Linked DNA regions of Homo sapiens: region 1 is linked to region 2. The links are chromatin loops, found by intact Hi-C in ENCODE. Cell type or tissue: transverse colon. All regions are shown on one strand. Links, peaks and the distances in the headings refer to the core of each region. The heading gives the core; the rest is flanking DNA.

Evidence for each region. Hi-C counts contacts between places; a loop is a spot of excess contacts. Peaks named below come from ENCODE experiments on the same cell type or tissue, not always from the same donor. Only the 100,000 strongest peaks of a DNase experiment are listed, where the experiment ranks them.
Region 1: a loop joins it to region 2, with 4 times the contacts of the local background. A loop is called at or near these places in 15 of 110 quality-filtered maps.

Annotation. Positions count from the first base shown.
Region 1 is chr16:21,191,973-21,199,810 of GRCh38, forward strand. ZP2 (zona pellucida glycoprotein 2) reads right to left here. Exons shown (of 19, transcript NM_001376232.1): 15 at 7,771-7,838; 16 at 7,598-7,694; 17 at 6,807-6,890; 18 at 5,794-5,877; 19 at 5,478-5,650. The coding sequence ends at 5,508. Among named protein-coding and RNA genes, the nearest start is that of ZP2, 16 kb to the right of the region's middle. RefSeq lists an enhancer at 3,033-3,182. In transverse colon, for the core only: no CTCF peak of the experiment used is centred there; no DNase peak of the experiment used is centred there.
Region 2 is chr16:22,691,208-22,699,045 of GRCh38, forward strand. No RefSeq gene overlaps it. Among named protein-coding and RNA genes, the nearest start is that of LINC02890, 82 kb to the left of the region's middle. In transverse colon, for the core only: no CTCF peak of the experiment used is centred there; a DNase peak (open chromatin) is centred at 3,824; H3K27ac peaks cover 2,500 bases; H3K27me3 peaks cover 633 bases.

The DNA.
Region 1 (7,838 bases), core at 1,771-4,270, 1.5 Mb before region 2:
TAAGGACTTCAAAAACATATACACTGGGGGTAAGAACTTCATGTGAACTTGTTGTGGGGGGACACAATTGAGCCCACAACACCGAGAATAAGCCTGAGCACACACCTTGTGCCACAGGCTGCATGTTCTACCTTTCCGCAACCCCTGTGCTGCCCACGATGAGACAGCTTCCCACTCAACACATCATCACTTTCAAACCAGAAGCAATGTTGTGCTGTGGATTTTCTGGTTATTGACACAGTGGTGGGCACTATCAGAGGTAATTCACATCTTTGCATCCAATGGGAGAGAAACTAAATTCCCTGTTGACTTAAAAGGGAGAAACTGAGGCAGAATTAAAAGTAGAGAGTTTTTTGGGGCCAAGTTTGAGGATTGCAACCCCGGAGCATGGATTCAAGTTGACATGAGTTATAGACTCCTATTAGCAGCATTTACAAGTGGATTTCTAAAGGCAAAAAAGGGGGGACAGGGAGTGAGCTGATGCACAGTTCTTTGTCAGGAATTCTCATTGTTTTTCAGAAATAACATTGATGTGTGATTGGCTATACATTGTTAAGCTATAGGGTGTGGTTATATGTCTGGTGCAGCATTATTAGGTTAACTTAAAGCTACTTGTGGCAATAGTAAGCAGTTTCAAGAGATGGATACTTAGCTCAAGGGAGGAGTAGGATGTGATGACTGTCTCATCTTTTTTCCTTTTTTTTTTTCTTTTGAGATGGAGTCTCACTCTGTTGCCAGGCTGGAGTGCAGTGACATGATCTTGGCTCACTGCAACCTCTGCCTCCCAGGTTCAAGCAATTCTCCTGTCTCAGCCTCCTGAGTAGCTGGGACTACAGGTGTGCGCCACCATGCCCAGCTAATTTTTGTATTTTTAGTAGAGACAGGGTTTCACCATGTTGTCAGGATGGTCTCGATCTCTTGACCTCGTGATCTGCCCACCTTGGCCTCCCGAAGTGTTGGGATTACAGGTGTGACCCACGGCACCCAGCTGACTATCTCATCTTACTGTCTCTGGCCCTGATAGTTTAGAAGGACTTATATTTCTCAGATCAAAGTTCTTTTCTTTTCTCACCCCTGTCTCAGGACCTGTATTCTCAGCAATGCCTCTTCTTTCAACTACGATACATCACTGTTTGGAAATGGAACTAGTTGCAACTTAAGTGCCAAGTTCCTGAAGCTATAAACTGCTCCCCATGCTTTTAGATCCTATGTGCAAGCAACAGTGTGTGTTTGTAATGTGTTGTCTGTGATGAAGTGTGGTAGGCTCTGCCTTCACTAGCACAGTGATTTCTATCCAGGGATATGTGTCAGAGTCATCTGAGGAGCATGGATTAGTTTTCTTTCACTGCTTAGACAAATTATTACAAGTTTAGTGGGTTAAAACAACATAGATTTATTCTGCTACAATTCTGAAGGTCAGAAGTTTGAAATCACTTTCACTGGACTAAAGCCAAGGTGTCGGTGGAGCTGGTTCCTTCTGGAGGATCTAGGGGAGGATCCATTTCCTTGCATTTTCCAGCCTCTAGTGTTCCCCTGTATCCCATGGCTTATAGCCCTTTCTCCATCTCAAAGTGCATCACTCCAACCTCTGCTTCCATCATTGTACTGCTTTCTCCCCATAGTCAAAACTCCCTCTTACAAGCACACATGCAGTTATATGTATGGCCTACCTGGATAATTTAGATAATTTCCCCATCTCACCGTTTTACCTTAATTATGACTGCAAAGTCCCTTTTGCCATATTAGGGAAAATTCACAAGTCCCAGAGGTTAGCACGTGAATATCTTTGGGGCCATGATTTAGCCTCCTATAGAGCCTAAACATGCTTAGACTCCACTCCCTAAAGATTCTAGTTTAGTAGATGGTGTCTAAGTTTTTGTTTTTTGTTTTGTTTTGAAATGGAGTCTACCTCTGTCGTCCAGGCTGGAGTGCAGTGGCATAATCTTGGCTAACTACAACTTCCACCTCCTGGGTTCGTGATTCTCCTGCCTCAACCTCCCAAATAGCTGGGATTACAGGCACCTGCCACCATGCCCACCTAATTTTTTGTATTTTTAGTAGAAACGGTGTTTCACCATGTTGACCAGGCTGGTCTCAAACTCCTGACCTCAGGTGATCCGCCTGCCTCAGCCTCCCAAAGTGCTGGGATTACAGGAGTGAGCCACCATGCCCAGCTGATAGTGTCTAGTTTTGTAGGTGGTGTCTCCCTAAAGATTTTAGTTTGGTAGATGGTGTCTAGGCCAGAGGTCTGTACAATCAGGTGTACATTCTACCACATATGCACTTGATTACATATGCCTTGGTATATAGCACACAGACTTATTCAAGTCACAGTTATTGTCCATAATGTTATCTGAGTTTTTATTTAGAGTTAGAACAGTGCTATTTTCTTGATGTTGAGATACTCCAATGCTGACTGGGCAGTGCCTACATCAATACAACGGTTATCTTGTTGAACCCTCACACGCTTCCAAATTAGGTTGTGTTCCCTTTTTACAGATGCGGAAGCAGGCTCAGAGATTGTTCTATCTGCCCGAGGCCACACAGCCAGGGAGACGTAGATCCCGAACCCAAACCCAACTCTTGCTCTAGAGCCTGCGCATCCCACAGAACTTCCTAATGCAGAACAGGGCAGGGGAAAGTAGTACATTACATTACAGGTGCCTTCCCAGGGCACACAAGTCTGTTTTCAACTCCTGCAACCTCCACCATCAATCAGAACTGCTCAAACTATTAGAACCCCAAAGCTCCATCATTCTACTCTTGACACCTGTATGACAATTACAGCCCATCACTACGTGATAAAGGAGATTGCAAGCACACTAACGTGGTTGAAGCAGCAGTCTCTCAGGATTTAAGCTCGACTCTCTTCCCACACAGTTCCTGTCTGAGGAGGCTGCCTCCCCCATATATAGTAGGATGCCTACTTTCAGAAGGCAAGAACACGACTTTAGTCAACTGCTCCCAGGCTACCATGGCAACAAGTGTTCATCCCGGCAGCTGCTCCACACCAGCTTGGCTTTCCACTCTCAAAGTTCTGCTTTAGCATTTTTGGCAAACACATCAGAACCAAGTCACGCTGTGGGCTGCCTTGAGACCCAGGGGACTTTGATTCCCAATATGACTCTATACAAGTGGACCAACTTGCAGCTGAGAGGCTCTAGCTCTGAAATCAAGGGGCTGTGACATCCTGGACAAGCTTCTTTAGGGCTCAAGTTGCTCATCTGTAAAATGTGCACTTTTAAGCCATGTTTTTCAAGTTGTGGGTAGTGACTCAGTATTTTAATTTCCTATTGTTGCTGTAACAAGTTTGTTTCATGCCGTTAAGCTATCTCACAATTCTGGAGGTCAGAAGTCTAAAGTGGTACAGCAGAGCTGTACTCTTTCTAGAGGCTCTATGGGAAGATATTTTCTTGTTCCCCTACTAGAGGCGGCCTGTGTTTTCTGTGACTCTCTATCATTCCAATTTCTGCTTCCATTGATACATCCTATTCTGACCTTGTTTTTATTTTGAGACAGAGTTTCACTCTTCTTGCTCAGGCTGGAGTGCAATGTCGCAATCTCGGCTCACTGCAACCTCCAACTCCCGAGTTCAAGCAATTCTCCTGCCTCAGCCTCCCATGTATCTGGGATTACAGGCGCCCGCCACCATGCCCGGCTAATTTTTTGTATTTTTAGTAGAGATGGTGTTTCACCATGTTGGCCAGGCTGGTCTCGCACTCCTGACCTCAGGTGATCCACATGCCTCAGCCTCCCAAAGTGCTGGGATCACCGGCATGAGCCACCGTGCCCTGCTGACCTTCTTGTTTTATAGGGACACTTGTGATTGGGCCCACCGGGATGATCTTACCATGTCAAGACCCTTAGTCACATCTGCAGAGTCCATGTTGCCATGTAAAACTAATATTCACAGGCTCTAGGGATTAGGATGTAATTCCTAGACATGGGTCGGGGGTAGGTGTCATTCAGGGTCAGGAAGTCATTTAAGTGGCCATTTTTAAAAATGCCATTAAAAAGCATGGTACGTGAGATTTAGTTATGATATACAATGCAACTTGATAAAGTCACACAGAATTTTGAATCTAAAACTATTTAGCAGAATGCCTTGGATCCTTAAAAGAAGGTCCAAAGAAGGCTTTTGATGAGACAATTTGAGCTTTTGACCCTATTACTCTAGAAATGCCAGACCCTCTACATAAGGTAGGTGTGGTTCTTTCCCTACATCAGAGTCTTATCTGTAAGACCTAACCAAAGGATTTAGAAAGCTACCTTTTAAGTCTGTGTGGCAGAATTCTAGAACAGGTGCCGGGCACGGTGTCTCATGCCTGTAATCCCAACACTTTGGGAGGCCGAGGCAGGCAGATGACCTGAGGTCAGGAGTTTGAGACAAGCCTGGCCAACATGGTGAAACACCATCTCTACTAAAAATACAAAAATTAGCTGGGCTTGGTGGCAGGTGCCTGCAATCCCAGCTACTGAGGAGGCTGAGGCAGGAGAGTCACTTGAACCCAGGAGGCGAAGGTTGCAATAAGCCGAGATTGCACCTATAGAAAACCACAAGATGACCAGATAGACATCACGATATTCAACCTCAAGGTTAGATTTTTGAAAAACCCAAGAGTATAATGACTGAGCTGACATTTAAATCCAGCCACTAGAAGCTTTCATCACTTATTCTTCCTGCCATACGTAGATTTGAAATATTTCCTTGCAAAAATTTTAGACTCAAGTTTTCTAGAATACAAGTGAATTTCCATATATCTTGAAGGTCTCTAAGAGCTGCAGTATAAAGCAGACACTAGTCATGTTGATGACATAATTACTTAGAATAAGACTGGCTACCCTCAGGACGAAGGCCTCAGGAGACGGTCAAGATCGAATGCAGGTAATGGAAAACTCACTCTAGGCTCAGTTGAATGGTGGAGTCTGATTCTTGGAATGTTATAACTGAGCCTTAGGACTCTGGCACTTTAGTATTCCTTTCCCTACCAAAGAAAGATTGCTTGTCTTTAGTTATAAGTGGGAAGGTAACTAAGTCCTTTTAAGCTCAGGAAAGTTGTAAGCTTGAGTGTAACTTGAGTTAGGAATTACCTTGAAGTAAGTTCTTATATTACTTTCTTAGGAACATCTGGTTTCCCTTCCCTTAAAAGAAGGGGGGTTGGATTTATGCCAGTGATCATGGGTAGCTTGCTGGCTTCTTATCCTGTGTAAGAGCTTGTAGACTCAAGTGTACCCCCAGAGCTGGGCTATAGCTAAAGCCCTACTGTTGACTGGGAGTGTCAGAGGACTCATGTATTGGGGTTAGAGGATCAGAAGGGGCCAAATGACAGGAAACAATTATACCATGAACTTCCCTATTTGTATCTATATACAAATCCTGCCCAGAGGATTGTGGCTAGGTACTGCCTCTACACTGAGGAACAAAAGAAATGATCCCTTGTCATCTAATCTTAATAAGAATGTGGAAGGCAAGAGGCTTATTTTGACTGCTTTATTTAGAAGCCCATTTAGTGATTTGACACAGTCCTTTTCTCGTACAGGTAGTAGATGAAGCCTAGAGTTGCCACCACACCTGCAAAGGCAGCCACAGCAGCCACAGCTTTGGAACCAACATCTCCAGCAGTCTTGTGCCCTTTGGTGTCCATAGCACCTACAAAGGAAGCAGACATTTGAGTCTTAAGTATTTTTAAATAAGGGTAAGTGGAAGCCTTACATAAGGCTCCCCAGAGAAGGGGGTAAAACTAAGCCTTCAACAGGCTTATTTCAGAAGTTTGCAACATTGAATAAACTTACCTCGTGAGCCAACCTCCTCCCCTGTTTCACTCCTACTCTTCTCCCCACTGCTCCCACTTGCTTTTAGATCAGATGAGCCGACACCTGGGAAGAACCTGAGAGTTTAGTACAACATCTTCATGCTAGTCGATGTGGTTAGCTGTCCCCTGAGGGTGTGATCCCACAGGTTGTTCATTAAGGCTATCTCAGGTAAGGGTATGTGTTAACAGGCACAAACTAATACACACTTAAGTTTGGCCATAGCATGTTAAGATGCACATGCTCTGACCTAATCTTGCTAGAAACATATCTTAAATCTTTGACTACTATACAAGAAATTCAAGAGGATTTTTTTTTTTTTTTTTTGTGGCCGGGTGTGGTGGCTCACACCTGTAATCCCAGCACTTTGGGAGGCTGAGGCAGGCGGATCACTTGAGGTCAGGAGTTTGAGACCAGCCTGGCCAACATGGTAAAACCTTTTCTCTACTAAAAATAATAAAATTAGCTGGGCACAGTGGCAGGTGCCTGTAATCCCTGATACTCGGGAGGCTGAGGCAGGAGAATCACTTGAACCTGGGAGGCAGAGGTTGCAGTGAGCCAAGATCACACCATTGTACTCCAGCCTGGGTGACAAGAACAAAACTTTATCTCAAAAAGAAAAAAAGAAGGATTCTAGTATGGACTGAGGACAAAACTAGAAATAAACCTATAGATATCCATGAATGAGGATCATGACTAAGGTAGAGCCACGTGGAATCCTAAGGGTTCTTTGTACAGATATAAGGTAGATAAGACAGATTAGAGACCAAGTTCTAGATCAGTAGGTAGAAGCTATGATCCTACTTGTGTTGAAGTGATTTCTAGAAGGGTACACAGGAGACTTAATAGAAGCCTACTTCTGGGAAGAGACTTAGTCTTTTATTCTTCTATTGTTTAGACTCACCACGGGTACATAGTATATGTAAGCACTGACCGCTTGGCATAAAAAGCTAAGAACTTGAATCCAGGAAGTACTCCAGGCTTTAGGTCCATACCTCTGAATGAGGAGTCATCTGACAACAGGAGAATGGGTCCTGGGAGGCTGACTGTCATTTTCTCTGCTTCAGTGGCCCCTGTGGCTGGAGACAGATGATCAAGTTTGTGTTTGGCCTCTGGAATAGTGGTTCGAGAGGTGTGTCAATGGAATGCTTAGAAGTAGAAGCTCTCTGGAGTATTTTGTTCATGTGGTTTGTCTTGCCTTTGCAGGCGAGGTTATGCCCTTTACTGTAGAAGTGGGATGGATTCTTGGGGTTGGGTGTGGTGGCTCATGCCTATAATCCCAGCACTTTTGGGAGGCCGAGGTAGGTGGATCACCTGAGGTCAGGAGATTGAGACCAGCCTGGCCTGGCCAACATGGTGAAACCCTGTCTCTACTAAAGATATAAAAGTTAGCTGGGTATGTTGGGGGGGTTCCTATAATCCCAGCTACTTGGGAGGCTCAGGCAGGAGAATCATTTCCCTTGAACCCTGGAGGTGGAATGAGCCAAGATCACACCATCTTACTCCAGCCTGGGCAACAAGAGCAAAACTGTCTCAAAAAAAAAAAAAAAAAAAAAAAAAAGGATAGATTCTTAAAGAACTCATCGTCTATAGAACTAGACAAGAAACTGTTCATCTTAGACCTGTCACATGAGTAAGGTAGACTGGACCAAGTTTTGACTGGGCCAACAAGAGCTCTGGGCAGTAAATAAAGTATGAGTTATACCAGTCCTTAAGATCTTCTATTCTAAAAAGTTGATACTTGCTTTGAATTAGACTCACAGAAACAGGAATTTGAAGTTTTTACCTCGCCTGTGCCTAGAGGACACAGGGCAGGTCACAGAACACAGTGGGGAGTCAGGGGAGAGTCGATTACAGATTAAGGCACTGCAGTGGAAGTAGACCTGGAGACAGAAGAGAGTTACATGGAATCGATGCACTAACATTTAACCTGTCCCTGGTGACTTCTGAATCACTTACCAGGCTAGAGAGCACGTGGGCTTCTGATACAAAGGCAAAAGCCTTCATGTCAAACCTCTGATAGTGAT
Region 2 (7,838 bases), core at 2,383-4,882:
TCCCAGAAGAACCCTGACTCTCAGGGTAGAGTGCAATGCCAAGGCCCCCTGGCCCTTTGCTACTCAAAGTGTGGTCCTGGGACCAGCAGCATTAGTATCATCTGGGAGCTTGTTAGAAATGCATGATCTCAGGCTTCACTATGACCTACTGCACCAGAATTTGTATTTTAACAAGACCCCAGGTGATTTGTGTGCACATTAAAGTCTAGGAATCACTGCCCAAAATCAATACTTTTTCTGTTTGATCCTTCCAAGCGGTCACTCATTTGCTGAGGTGATGGGAGTTCACCAATGCATCCCTTCACAGATGCGATGTTTATATTGAGTACACATTTATCTTCTCTGTGCAGGAGATGCAAAGTCAAATCCCTTCAGTTGGCCAGATGGGAACTCTGGTAGAGTGTGCATGTTCTGTCTAAAAGGGACAGCTACCATTTCACTCCAGCCAACTGCTACATGGAAACGCTATCCCAGTGTTTAGATCTTCTGATATTTTCTTTTAAGATGGGCCTCACTCTGTTGCTCAGGTTAGAGTGCAGTGGCATGATCACAGCTCACTGCAGCCTCAACTTCTCAGGCTCAAGTGATTCTCCTGAGTCAGCCTTTGGAGTAGTTGGGACTATAGGCATGCACCACCATGCCTGGCTTATTAATTTTTTTTTTTTTTAGTAGAGACAAGAGCTTGCTATGTTGCCCAGGCTGTTCTTGAACTCCTGAGCTTGAATGAGGTGTGATCCCCACACCTGTTGGGATCTTCTGATATTTTAATCAAAGCTGGAAATGTGGATCTTCATCTGAAATCTCTTATTTGTTAAATGTTAATAACTAATTCAAACTAGTAAAATAACTTTGAGGGCCAAAGAAGCATGTGTGCTGGCCATATTCTCCAAGGGATGCCAGCTTGTGACCTCTGACCTAAAAATGACTTCTAAAGAGTGCAGCTTCTCAAATAAATCAAGTATGTATTGTACATGACAGTCTTTTGAAAGTTCAGAGGTTTTTGCAAAGCATGCAAGATTTTCCATTACTTGGTTGTCTCTACTGTCAGCTACACTCAACCACAAATATTTAATTGCTGTTTCATCTTCTGTACTTTGGCATGTATCTGTTCTCTTTGCTTTGACTATCCATTCCCCTTCATCCGTCTAGCTAGCTTTGATTCATCCTTCAAGATGCAAACCAAATTTCACCTCCTCTGTGAATATTTTCTGGTTTCCCTCCATTACAGTTGCCCACTAGTGCAATTCTCCACCCTGGGCCATGTTGTGCTGGAATCATTTGTTTATATCATTGTTTCCCCTATAAATGCTCAGACGTCAGGGACCAAGTCTTATTCCTAACATCTAGGAAGTGTTAGGCACAGAGTAGATGCACTCACTAACTATTGCAGCATAACCAATCACTCCACAACTTAGCAGCTTGAAACAGCAAACATTTATTGTCTCAGTTTCTGTGGGTTAGGAATTTGGGCATGGCTTTCCTGTGTATCTCTGGCTTGAGGTTGCTTACCAGGTTGCAGTCAGACCTCAAAGTCTCTTACCAGGTTGCAGTCAGAGTACATGCTGGAGCTGTGGTCTCATGTGAAGTCTCAGCTGGGGAGAATCTGCTTCTAGGCTCCCTCCCATGGTTTTTGGAAGGTTTCAGTTATTTGTAGGCTGTTGGAGCTAAGGGTCTAGGGTCTCGGTTTCTTGCTGACTGCTGGCCAGAGGACTTCCTCAGTTCTTTGTCACTGGGATCCTTGGACAGCTCACAACATGGCAGCTGGCTTCCCTTGGAGTGAGAGTGAGAGAGTGCTCCAGACGGAAGATGCCATCTCTTTGTAATCTAATTCCAGAAGTGACATCTCTCCTCTTCTGCATTCTGCTTGCTAGAAGTCGGCCACTAAATAAAGCCCACACACAAGCGGGGAGGGAATTACACAAGAGTGGGGCTACCAGGAGGCAGGGAGTATTGAGGTCATCCAAGAAGCTGCGTACCGAAATGCCCTGCTTATAGTTATGTGCTGTGGTTACTCAGCCTTGGGATTCAGATTGCCCAGGTTCAAATCTTAGTCCTGTCACTCTGTGAAAGTTTACTTACCTGTAATGGGCATCAAGGGCTTCTTGACCCATAGAATTGATATGGGGACTGTGTTTAACAGAATGCCTGCTTGCCTCTAAAAAGGTGACCTATGATTAATGTTGTTTTAAGAAATGATGATGATGATTTTTTTTTTTTGAGATAGGTTCTCTCTCTGTCACCCAGGCTGGGGTGCAGTGCCATGAACATGACTCACTGCAGCCTGGACCTTCTGGACTTAAGTGGCCTCCTGAGTAGCTGGGACCACACGTGAATGCCACCATGCTTGGGTAATTTTTAAAATTTTTGTAAAGAGAGGGTCTCACCATGTTGCCCAGGCTGATCTTGAACTCCTGGGCTCAAGGAATCCTCCTGCCTTGGGCTCCCTAAGAGTTGGGATTACAGGTGTGAGCCACCGTGTCTGGCCAAAGTAATGATTATTGAATGTATCATAGGTATCTAGGTAAGAGAGTGACCATACGAAAAAATGGAAGAAGCATGACTGGTTATATGCTCAGTTCTCTGAATCACCCCCTCCGACTCAAGTTCCTCATTTCTAGATTTTTTCCTTCCTATAAATTAGCTTGATCTTTCCCTGGTATGACTCCTACAACTCTGCCCCGGCCTCCAAGTCTAAGTGAGCTCTCCCTATTGTGCTCAAATCCTGTCCTTTTCCCACACCAGATCATTTTAACCCTTGCCATTCTTCAAGCCAACAATTCTCCCAACAATTTATTTCTTCCGCTCCCACCACTCCAGTGCTCAGTCAGTGAGTGATTCTGGGAAGAGTGGTCTGGCTGGGTTGGATGGCCAGGTCTATTTCAAGTTCATCTCAGCTGTCTGGTCATTTTTTATTTAAAAAAAAAAAAAGCTTTGGGAAGTAGTCTATTTAAACACACGTAAGCAGCTGTTCCTCCCTTTCCACCTGCTTTCATCCCTTTCTCAGCAGATGGGATCATCATCTATTTTATTGAAATAACAATAATACCCCCAAGTTTTGTTTTGTTTCATTTTGTTTTTATGAGACGGACTCTTACTCTGTCTCCCAGGCTGAAGTGCAGTGGCACGATCTTGGCTCACTGCAACCTCTGCCTCCTGGGTTCAAACGATTCTCCTGGCTCAGCCTCCTGAGTAGCTGGGATTACAGATTTGCGCCACCATGCCTGGCTAATTTTTGTATTTTTAGTAGAGATGGGGTTTCACCATGTTGCCCAGGCTGGTCTTGAACTCCCGACCTTAAGTGATCCACCAGCCTTGGCCTCCCAAAGTGCTGGGATTACAGGCATGAGCCACTGTGCCCCGCAAATACCCCCAAGTTTACTGACCTCTTAACTATGTTAGATGCCAATCTAAGCCCCTTTAATGGATTATCTCCATTGTCACAATAACTCCTACGAAGATAGTACTGGGACTATCCTATTTTACATATAAGGAAAGTTAGGCTCAGAGATATGGAATGATTGACAAATGTCCAACAGTAGAGCTGAGATGTGAATCCATGTTAACCTGATCCCCAAATTGAAGCTCTTACCCACTTTTACTGAAAAGCCGTTTGGATTCTTTAGTCCACCTACTTTCTATCTCTGCTTAATGGGCTGCAAGATGCCCATTTCACTGAACTTGTTTCTCCTAAGGACCTGCAGGCTGCTTTGCTGAATGCTCCTCCTCCGCCTTGATCCTGCTTTGGCATTCCAAACTGCTGGGTTTGTGATCCTTTTTGGATCTCTTCACTAGTTTATGGGGCTCTGCATGCTCTTGGCTCTCCAACAACCACTAGAACTTCTTACTGACCGGCTGTTTTCATTCCATCCCTTAAATGTCAGCATGTTCTGAGGTTCTGTCTCAGCCTTCCTTGCAGGCTACACATTCTCCCTGGGTGACCTCATGTCCTCTCGTAGCTCCAGAATCGTTGCTTCTTAAATAATCTCTCTGTTAATTTTTTAGTCCCTGCTTTTATTTGAAGCTTCTGATCTGCCTTTCTAACCAGTGGGTGTTCTGGGAGTGCTTCAAAATCAGCTTGACTCAACTCAATGTCATCTTTCCCGAAATACTCTCTTCACCCGTGTTCCTTAGCCTAGTAGTAAAAACAGTCTACCCAGTCTGGACTTTAGTTAACAAATTCTGTTTATTTCTCCAAAGCAGTACCAGCGATTATTCCTCTGGAAAGACCTCTGTCTCAGCTCAATTTTCCTCTACCATTTGACTGGACTATTGCAATAATTTCCTAAGGGTCTCTCTGTCTTCAGAATCCTCACTGCTATCCATCTCCAAAGACATAGACCTATTTATGTTATTTGGCATCTTGAATTTTTCCTGCTATATATTTCATAAATACCAGATTTCTTGGACTAGCATTCCATGACCTTCTCATATTGCCCACACTGACTTTGCTAAGTTTATTTAATTATTAAAAGTACTATGTGGGGCTGGGCGCAGTGGCTCACTCCTATAATACCAGCACTTTGGGAGGCTGACGCTGGAGGATTACTGGAGCCAGGAGTTTGAGACCAGCCTGGGCAATATGGAGAAACCTTGTCTCTACGAAGAAAAATGCAAAAATTAGCTGGATGCGGTGGCACGCCTGTAGTCCCAGCTACTTAGGAGGCTGAGGTGGGAGGATCGCTTGAGCCCAGGATATGGAGGATGCAGTGAGCTGTGACTGCACCACTGCACTACAGCCTGGGCAACAGAGCGAGATCCTGTATCAAAGTCCCAGCTACTTAGGAGGCTGAGGTGGGAGGATCGCTTGAGCCCAGGATATGGAGGATGCAGTGAGCTGTGACTGCACCACTGCACTACAGCCTGGGCAACAGAGCGAGATCCTGTATCAAAAAAATAAATAAATAAAATAAAAAGTACTATGTGATAATTACTGATAGAAAAGCTCTTCATTTTTATAGGTTTATCTTACAACCATACAGCATCTGAAATTTCTACTTTAAGTGGTAGATATAATGGATCACAGTGATAGATTCTCCTGCATCAGCCTCCCAAGTAGCTGGAATTACAGGTGCCCACCATGATGCCCAGCTATGATGTTAAGCCATTCTTGTGCTCCTAATATAAGTGTATTATTCTTTTGATGAACTGATGAGCTTAATTTTCTAATATTTATTTACAAATGTGTATCTGTATTCATAAATGAATTTGTCTGTGGCTTTCTGTTTTTGTGCTTTCTTCATCAGGCTTAACTAATAAGGTGATTCTAATTTCATAAAAGTAGTAATATCAAATATGTATGCATGTGGGCCTTAATAGGCACCAGACACTGTTCTAAGCAGTTGATAGTTATAAACTCACTTAATCTTCACAACAATCTCCATGAAGTAGAGTTTCCTCGTCATTTAACAGAGAAGGGAGTGGAGAAAGGAAGAGAATAAATAACTTGCCCAAGGTCACACAGCCAGTAAGTATTATAGCCATGACTTGAACAAGGCAGAATGGTTCTAAGAGCTTTGTGCAAAGTGCTTTGCTAACTTCTTCGAAGTCATAGTCAACTTGGGGAGTTTCATTTTTTTCTGTAGTCTAAGATACTTTAATAATATAGGAAGAATTATCTTTTTTTTAAGGCTTGGTAAACTTGGATGTAAATCTATGCAAGTGTGGTGATTTTTAAAATGGTAGATCTTGACCTTTCCAATCGTTCATGTTATTGATCTGTTTAGGTTTTCTTCTTCTTTGGTCAATTACTTAAGTTTTAATTTTGTTAGACTTTCTTCAATTTCCCTTTGATATTTAAATCTGTTGCCATGGCCTTGCACAGATTTGAAGATATTGCTCCATTGTTTTCCAGTTAATATTTGTTGTTAATTAAAAATGTGATGCCAATCAGATTATTGTCTCCCCTATACTTTCTATATTGATTTCTTTCTTTTTCTTTCTAATTCTTTTTTTTCTCTCTCTCTCTTTTTAGTAGAGTTTCTCTGTGTTGCCCAGGCTGGAGTGCAGTGGCGTGATCTTGGCTCACTGCAACCTCCACCTCCCAGGTTCAAGCAATTCTCCTACCTCAGCCTCCCTAGTAGCTGGGATTACAGGTGTGTGCCACCATGCTTGGGTAATTTTTGTATTTTGTATTTTTTTTTTTAATGGAGTCTAGCTCTGTTGCCCAGGCTGGAGAGCAGTGGTGTGGTCTCGGCTCACTGCAACCTCTGCCTCCCAGGTTCAAGTGATTTTCCTGCCTCAGCCTACTGACTAGCTGGGATTACAGGCACCCACCATGATGCCCAGGTAATTTTTGTATTTTTAGTAGAGATGGAGTTTCACCATGTTGGCCAGCTGGTCTCGAACTCCTGACCTCAAGTGATCCTCCTGCCTTGCCTCCCAAAGTGCTGAGATTGCAGGTGTGAGCCACTGTGCCTGGCCTAATTTTTGTATTTTGGTAGAGATGGGATTTTTCCATGTTGGCCAGGTTGGTCTTGAACTCCTGGCCTCAAGTGATCCACCCACCTCGGCCTCCCAAAGTGCTGGGATTATAGGCATGAGCCACTGCATCTGGCTTCTTATATTGGTTTCATGTTGATGCTGTAGCAAATTACTACAAATTTAGTGACTTGAAACAACACAAATGAATAGGTGTGTAGAAGTCTGAAGTGGGTCTCACCGGGCTGAAACCGACAGGTGGGTAGGGCTGCATTCCTTCTGGGGGCTTTAAGGAGAATACATTTATTTGTCTTGGTCAGTTGTAGAGGTGATGCATCTCCAGCCCAGAAATAGGGCTTTATAGACAGGGAGTCACACTCTCTGTCTCTCTCTCTTTTTTTTTTTTTTTTTTTTTTTTTTGAGACAGAGTCTTGCTCTGTCACCCAGCCTGGAGCGCAATGGTGCGATCTCAGCTCACTGCAACCTCCTCCACCTCCCAGGTTCAAGCGAATCCTCCTACCTCAGCCTCCTAAGTATCTGGGATTACAGGTGCCCACCCCTACTCCTGGCTAATTTTTGTATTTTTAGTAGGGACAGGTTTTCACCATGTTTGTCAGGCTGGTCTCGAACTCTTGACCTCAAGTGATCGGCCCGCTTTGGCCTCCCAAAGTGCTGGGATTACAGGCATGAGCCACTGTGCCCAGCCTATCTCTTAATCTCCATTACTTTCTAGGGCAAATGATACAAACTTGGTCTTCTCTTCAGGGCTCATGCAGTTATTTCCCTAATCAACTTATCCCATAAATCACATGACCTACTTCAGAGACCAAATAATTACAAATAAAAGATTCCCCCCAAACCATAGATTCTTGTTGGCAATGAGCATCAGTTGAGCTCAGATTCGGTAAAAAGTAAAAATGAAAAAAGATCCATAGCTATAGATTTCTGTTAGCCTTTTTTCTATGGTTTTTGGTAACCACTGTCCAAAATACCAATAATGTAAGTATAAACCCTTCCCAATGCAAAAAGACCAGTCTTTTTTGTTTCGAAAGCCAATTTCTACCTGGTGGGATTTTTTTTTTTTTAAACAAAATCTAAAGTCTTCTTCTCTTTTAAATATTTCTGACTTGGAAAACTGGTAGGTAGAATAGCTGCTGGCAGCCCAAATGCTCAAAATCACTTCTTCATTCTTTCAATGGTTGCTTTGTTCATTTAAAACACTAACAACCACTGCAAACCATGATGGAGTGCCCACTGTGTTCCATGTGCTGAGGTTACAGAAATGATGAAGCCTGAAGGCCTTGAAATGCCTATAATCATGCATGACTTCCCCCTCCACCTTTCTCTCTCCCACTGCCTTCCTTTGGAGCTATTATACATTGGTCTCCTCTGAGTTCCTTAAAGCATCTAGATCCCTTTTG